3 separate regions of the Homo sapiens genome follow, and all the other regions are linked to region 3. A link is a loop called in an ENCODE intact Hi-C map of the cell type or tissue named here. Cell type or tissue: heart left ventricle. All regions are shown on one strand. Region 1 has its middle 37 kb from the start of FRY-AS1. Region 2 overlaps FRY (FRY microtubule binding protein). Region 3 has its middle 120 kb from the start of FRY-AS1.

The links. Peaks named below come from ENCODE experiments on the same cell type or tissue, not always from the same donor. Only the 100,000 strongest peaks of a DNase experiment are listed, where the experiment ranks them.
Region 1: a loop joins it to region 3, with 2.4 times the contacts of the local background. A loop is called at or near these places in 18 of 110 quality-filtered maps.
Region 2: it touches region 3 in a loop (2.0-fold over the local background); 8 of 110 quality-filtered maps call a loop at or near these places.

What each region holds. Positions count from the first base shown.
Region 1 is chr13:31,993,486-31,995,985 of GRCh38, reverse strand. No RefSeq gene overlaps it. Among named protein-coding and RNA genes, the nearest start is that of FRY-AS1, 37 kb to the left of the region's middle. In heart left ventricle, no CTCF peak of the experiment used is centred here; no DNase peak of the experiment used is centred here.
Region 2 is chr13:32,163,461-32,165,960 of GRCh38, reverse strand. All of the region lies in intron 17 of FRY (FRY microtubule binding protein), which reads right to left. Among named protein-coding and RNA genes, the nearest start is that of FRY, 130 kb to the right of the region's middle. RefSeq lists an enhancer at 1-702. In heart left ventricle, a CTCF peak has its summit at 1,110 (motif pointing left); no DNase peak of the experiment used is centred here; H3K27ac peaks cover 2,101 bases.
Region 3 is chr13:31,908,756-31,911,255 of GRCh38, reverse strand. It overlaps the pseudogene EEF1DP3. Among named protein-coding and RNA genes, the nearest start is that of FRY-AS1, 120 kb to the left of the region's middle. In heart left ventricle, a CTCF peak has its summit at 1,179 (motif pointing left); no DNase peak of the experiment used is centred here; H3K27ac peaks cover 1,487 bases.

The DNA of each region.
Region 1 (2,500 bases), 85 kb before region 3:
CATAAAGTTAAGACTGCAAAGGGCTACACCCTCGGTGTAAGTAGAAAATGACACCCACCCCCACACTTACAGCAGATTAAAAAAAAAAGAGTTTCAAATCTAGTTGATGAGCAGAGAGAGAAAGAATCATTGCTGATAATTTGGACTCATAAGCCAGTCCTCATGTTAGTTTGGAGCTCAAATTCACGCTACTTAGGTAGTCCAAAGTATCTCAGGTCCCAAATTTGATTTTGAGTGGTTCTTGACTGGTAGTGCCTTTAGGCAGTCCTGCTAGTACAAACAAATGCAAAATGGCTCTGGAGTAATACATCTTTGTCCTAGGCTTAAATAATTCACACACATAAAGTTCCCCTACCCCCCCAAAAAAGAGATATATATATGTAGTTCACACTAAAAAACTAACTAGTTAAACACACATGGAAACAAGGCACCATAAGGAACAATTAGCAGAAACAATAGACTGCAGAAATAGAACCCTCAAGGATTCTGGATAATGGAATTACTACATACAGACTCTAAAATAACTGTACTTACTATGTTTAAAGGAATTAAAAACGGCCAGGTGCGGTGGCTCACGCCTGCAATCCCAGCACTTTTGGGAGGCCAAGGCGAGCAGATCACCTGGGGTCAGGAGCTTGAGACCAACCTGGCCAATATGGTGAAACCCCATCTCTACTAAAAATACAAAAATTAGTTGGGAGTGGTGGCGCATGCCTGTAATCGCAGCTACTTAGGAGGCTGAGGCAGGAGAATTGCTTGAACCCGGGAGGTAGAGGTTGCAGTGAACCCAGATCACACCACTGCATTCCAGCCTGGGCGACAGAGTGAGACTCCGTCTCAAAAAGCAAAAAAAAGAAATTAAAAACAAGTTCGAAAATATGTGCAAGGAACCAGAAATGTTATAAAATATCCAAATATGTTAGGAAAGAAACAAACTTCTAGAAATAAAATTTAACAATTGAAACTAGAAATTAAGTGGACAAATTTAATAACAAATGCAACACAGCTGAAAGAATGAATTGGCGAACTGAAAGCCTATCTGAAGAAATTGTCCAAAATGCACCACAGAGAGAAGAAAAATAAGAATGAGATTAACAGACACAGAAGATAGGGTGAGAAATTCTTAATTATCGTTCCGGAAAACTAAAATTGACATTTGACTTATTGAGAGGTGAAGCCAGCTGGACTTCTGGGTTGGGCAGGGACTTGGAGAACTTTTCTGTCTCACAAGAGGATTGTAAAATGCGCCAATCAGCACTCTGTAGCTAGGATTGTAAAACGCACCAATCAGTGCTCTGTGGCTAGCTAGAGGTTTGTAAAACGCAACAATCAGTGCTCTGTTAAATGCACCAATCAGCACTCTGTGGCTAGCTAGAGGTTTGTAAAATGCACCAATCAGCACTCTGTAGCTAGGATTGTAAAATGCACCAATCAGCGGTCTGTGGCTAGCTAGAGGTTTGTAAAATGGACCAATCAGTGCTCTGTAAAATGGACCAATCAGCACTCTGTAAAATGGACCAATCAGCAGGACATGGGCAGGGACAAATAAGGGAATAAAAGCTGGCCACCCCAACCAGCAACCGGCTCGGGTCCCCTTCCAAGCTGTGGAATTTTTGTTCTTTCATTCTTCACAATAAATCTTGCTGCTGCTCCCTCTTTGCATCTGTGCCACCTTTCAGAGATGTAACACGGACCGCGAAGGTCCGTGGTTTCATTCTTGAAGTCAGCAAGACCAAGAACCCACCAGAAGGAACCAACCCCAGACACATTATTACTTGAAAATTCCCCTAACTATGCCTGTCAATTAAATTGAACTATGAACAGAAAATATTTATTCTGTGAAAGAAATGGAAAAAGAGAAAGATTGACCCTCAGTGTGTAAATGGATACAAAATTTGCTGCTAGGTGTTCTGAGAAGGACCAAACAGAAATACCATGCCTTGAAGGCTCACCATGGTTACAGGATATTTTTTGCTAGAGTACTAGTAGTGGGAATAACAAGAAAAGTGGCTGGGCACGGTGGCTCATGCCTGAAATCCCAGCACTTTGGGAGGCCGAGGCAGGCAGATCACCTGAAGTCAGTCGTTTGAGACCAGCCTGGCCAACATGCCAAAACCCCGTCTCTACTAAAAATGCAAAAATTAGGTGGATGTGGTGGCACGCTCCTGTAATCCCAGCTACTCGGGAGGCTGAAGTGGGAGAACTGCTTGAACCTGGGAGGTGGAGGCTGTAGTGAGATGAGATGGCGCTACTGCACTCCAGCCTGGGTTGACAGAGTGAGGCTCTGTTTCAAAACACACACACACACACACACGAAAAGAGGTTGAAGAATTAGGTCAGATAGACCATCTTAGGCTTGAGGGTTAAAAGAGTGGAAATTACATATGTCAATTCTTAAAGTATCTCCTTAATCACATCTGTTAGGATGGGTACATTAAAAACAAACAAACAAACAAACACATAGAAAAAAGAGGATGTAGAGAAATGTGGACTCTTATGC
Region 2 (2,500 bases), 250 kb before region 3:
ACAAGTGAGTGGTGTGATCACAAGGGCACGTGCTGCTCAGACAAGGGTGCTACTGAACAAGTCAGGACATGTCATAAAATGAGGAAATAGAACTTGGACAAAGCTGCCTTCTTTGTTGGTCAGATCAGAAATATGACTTTTAATGGAAAACACTTGTGTAAGGTAAGCTTCAGATTCTGATGGAATCAGCTTAGTAGCTTTTAATAATGTTCTTGTACAGAGATACATGAAAGAAAAGGGGTGATTTCAAATTCACAAACCATATCCAGAAGAAAAGATAAATTAGGAGAAACATCCTCCTTTGAACTAGGCAAGATAAGCAAAAGCTTATTAGAAAGAAGTGCCCCACAATGTCAACAAGGGCCGTGGAGGAAGAAACACTGAAAGTGAAGCCCAGCAGACAAGGATTTCCAAAAGAAGGAGCTTGAGAGAGGTGGACTGTTCACCACCAGGGTAGTTCACCAGAAGGGGTGGAAATTTCTCCTTGGAGGCTATTAAAGAATGAACCCCCATCTATCTACAGTGGTTCGAACTATATCTCAATTAAAATACAGAAATATGACTAAGTGAATTATTGAGGCAATATATACAATTGAGACAAGTTCTCTTTCAGCTACTCCAAACAACTAACCACTTTCCACAACACAGGCATATGTGGAAAAGGGAAAGCAGAATAAATGTTTAATGATTTTTAGATACCCTAGAAGACTGTGGAATCTGTGTATGCATTATCTTAGAAGTTTCTACAAATAATAAGGAAACACCACATAAAACGTGTTTATTATTTTGCATAAAACCAATGACATTTGGAAAATTCTATAAATTTGGGCAATCAGATTTACCCTTCTGAAATTCAATGTCCTTATCTAAAAATAAGAATGAACATGTGCCCAGCTTACCTAACATAATGTATATGAAATGCATTGTATAGCACGGTGTATGTTCTTTGAATGTGAAGATATCTAAAAATAATAAACTAACATTTGCTGAGAGCTTTGAAAGAGGAGGGTGAATACTCAACAGCAAGCCCTTGGTGCATGCAAAGCACTGCAGGAAGTGACAAGGAAAGGAGCCTGTGGACTCCTAGTGAAAGCTCCCTCTTGTGGTCAAATGACAGAGCAGGAACTATCTAGGAGAGGAGAACGAGAGAAAAAGATGGCGGCTGCCAAGGGGAGACAGCTGCCCTTTCTATCTGGAGAATCCTCAGGGATCCAGACAGCTGAGCAGGCCAGGCTCTGCAGAGAATGGGAAGGAAGCACCCCCATGGATCTCACCACAATGTCAGGAGGGCCTGTGAAGCTTCCATGGAGCCACATGGAAAGGTTCTCACACTTGGCCATATTATGAGCTGGCTGAGCAATACATGTAAAGTCAAAAATCTAGTAGCTTGAAGAAGGCAGTTTTCCAGCTTCGTTGTATACACTGTTGTCATGTGCAACATACTAATATGTGTCTGAGGTGTAAGTGTCTGTGGTATTCAGCCATTACTCAAAGTGCAGGAAGGGCCTGGGAGCAGCTGTGTGGGACACACAGTTGAAACTCCTTACAGGGAACTGAGCTGGGAGGGATGGACAACCTGCATGAACACTGCCCTTATTTTACCAATTATGAAAAAAAACAAGGTTTTAAATAAAAAGTGTACCACGGATGAGACTGTGAAGTGTCAGAAATAACAGGTCTCACTCCTCTCTGACTAGACCATATATTATCTCAGGTCAATTGAATCCGAAGGCAACTGGACTGTGGGGGTATAAAGTAACTGAAGACTTCTTGTGTGGCACTTGAAACCCACATTTATTGCTATTGAATTACTTCACTTTTGTCCTCTGACCCTCTCAAGGAGATCTGAAGAGGGTCATTTTCTCACAGGTTAATAGGACTCTATGTGCAGGTCGCTTACTCTAGTTATCCTTCCCCCTGAGGAGAACAGCCTCTGGCTTCTTTTGAAGCTTATTAAAAAGGTCCCTTCATGGGTTTCCCATATAAGTCCAGTCATTTCCTTGATTTCTCCCTAAGACTTAGACTCTCAGGAATATTTATTTGTTCTGTTCCCTCAGAAAAAAAAGAAAAAAGAAAAAACAAAAAACAGCATCCATTGCTTTGGGCTTGGTAAGAATGTAACTTATAATAAACAGGACGCACTATAAATAGCACTAGCATTCCAACCACATCTGACAGAATTCCCTCCCAACACGCCTGGCACCATGGTCTGGGGGTTTGGGCGTCACTGGATTGGGCTGTCAAGGTGATTCCAGAGGTAGGAGCCTCCCACTCAGACTTATAGCAAAATAGCATTAGAGACTTTACCAGAAAGAGAACACTGCATGCCATTCAAAAAACTTGGTACTTCAAAGGCCTCAGTGTATATAATCACCAATTAGACTTCTATTGAATAAAGTGAACTTTCCTTCTACTTCAATTTAACTGAAAACTTTTTCCCTGCAGACGCCTCCTCTCTCTAACCACATGTCTTGTCATCTAGCCCTCGCAACAGTCCTGA
Region 3 (2,500 bases):
CAGCTAGTTCCTTCCATTTCGCCAGTCTCCCCTAACCCTTCAGTCACATAGCATCCCCATCCTTTAAACACATAGTATTTTATCTGATACACATTTGCAAATTTCATGTCTGGTATGTGTGATTTATATCTTAGATTACGTAAGTTGTCTTGTGAATTTTTTGTGGTTTTGGGGTTTGATTTTTTGTTTTGAGACAGGGTCTCGCTCTGTCACCCAGGCTGGAGTCTAGCGGCACGATCACTGCTCACTATAGCCTTGAACACATGAACTCAGGCAATCCTCCTGCCTTAGCCTCCCAAGTAGCTAGGACTACAGGCACACACCACCACACCTGGCTGCTTTTAAAATTTTTGTGGAGACAGGGTCCTGTTATGTTGCTTAGGCTGCTCTTGAATTCCTGGCCTCAAGGAACCCTCTTACCTCCTGAAGTGCTGGGATTACAGGCATGAGCCACCACACCCAGCATGTGAATATTTGGTCACTAAGAGCAATTTTAGGCACATACATATTAAGCATTCTATACACACTTTTCAGTAAATTATGTTGAACAAAAATACCTCTGATTTTTAAGACAGCTTAACACTAGAAAATAAACCTTCTAGCTACACTAAAATGGTTGCTTATTATTAATAAATGCCAATTTAATTTTCTAACTTTTTTCAGCACTTCAAATTTTTGCAGCACTGCCACTTTATCCTGATACATTCATATGTTTTATTTTAAATTCAACAGTAGACAAATACTGATCAAATGCCCAAATTCTGTGGTTCTAAAAGTTTAGAAATAATTCACTTCCTCTATTATTCATTTCTAGCAGACTAGAACTACTAAACATTTTAACACACGTGACTGTCTCTTGGGAGAGGACAAAGTCACAATCTAAGAATAATAATGTGTTTTCCTTAAAAAAAAAAAGTCTAAGAGGAGGACTATTGTTAGAATTTCTTTTCTAAAATTCAGCATGGGAATAAAAGACCTGCTTTTGAGAAGATGCTGACTGTAATGATAAATAATAATAAATGTTTGACTCAAATCATAAAGCTATATCGTATAACTTCAAATAAATGTCTTCAAGACAAGGTAGTGTATTATTTTAAAAGCTTTAATTTTTTAATAGCAAAGCTAAGAGAAAAGCAGAGGCACATTATAACATTACTCTAGCGCCCTCTGGTGTCCCACGTGCAGCACACCTTTTTTAGTTCATCATTTGCTGTTTCTATAGCTATTTGCAAAGGAGCATTTTGGGAAACGACTAATGTGTCTGGAGAGGAATGCCTCATTAAAGAAAACCAAATATGTGAATCATACAACATCTTACAACCAAATGATTTGCTAATTATGCCCATACATACTGTTTACCTCACTCTGGGGAGCTGGAGTTGGCATTACGCTTATTAAAGCCACACAGGTAAGCGGAGTTGATTAAACATGAGGGCTTGAAAAGGAAATATCTGTAATACTAGCCAATGTTTGCTTCGTAGAAAATTTCCATGGGAAGCTACAGGTGATGTGATAAAAGCTGGATGTTTAGTGGATACCTATCATTATTAAACCTGTTTTGGTTTAAAAACATTGCAAAATTTAGATGAGTGAAAATTAATTGTCACAAGTGATGTTAGTCTTTGTGGGTCAGAAATGCAAATATGCCCCTTTAAAACGCACACACTTAAAACTGACTCCATATTGAAAAGTCAACTTAACCTGAAATATTAAAATAATAACTGCAACTTGTAAATATTATAAAACAAAGGATAAGAGCATGTAAATTATAAGTAGGCATAAAGGAAAAACAAAAACCCAAATAACTCCACTCTAATATGAGTACCAATCTCTGAAAGAAATATACCCAAATGTTAACAGAGTTTGTATTAAAGTAATAGAATTGTGTCTAACTTTTTACTTATGCTAACTTCACCTATTTCCTTTTGATTCTCTCTTCATCATCTAACCCCAAATCCCAAGTGCTAGAAGCAGCTGTCCTCATTTCTGGCTACTGTTGTCCTGTCTTTTTCATTGTCACAGCTGAGAAATTGACAATTTATGTAATCCAGTTCATCTGCTTAGCAACAGGAAGGGTGGGGCTCAAAACAGAGGAAAACTACCCAGTAGCATTTGCAATTGTGAAATGAGAAAGGAAGAATGGGGAATTGGCTAAAGGTCATGTAAGTTATCTCTGAGGGGCTGAAAAAAGAGATCAAACTATTTTCAATTCTAAATCTCAAAAGGATAAGTCAGAAGAAATGTTCTATATTCTTCTTAGACCTCTATAATTACAGTCTTAAGATTGCCACGTGATTGAAATGCCATAAATAGTGCTTCACTGACAAATAAATACAAAGTTATTTGCTCCTGAATCTCTAAATGTGTCAATTTTGGGCTTGGCCTCCGAAATTGCCTTAGGGAAACAGTGTATCTTAGCTGAGAGTCAGATAATCCCATGCAAATAGGAGTTTCAGCCAGGTGAGAACCCATAATACAGCTACTCTGAGCACGAATCGCA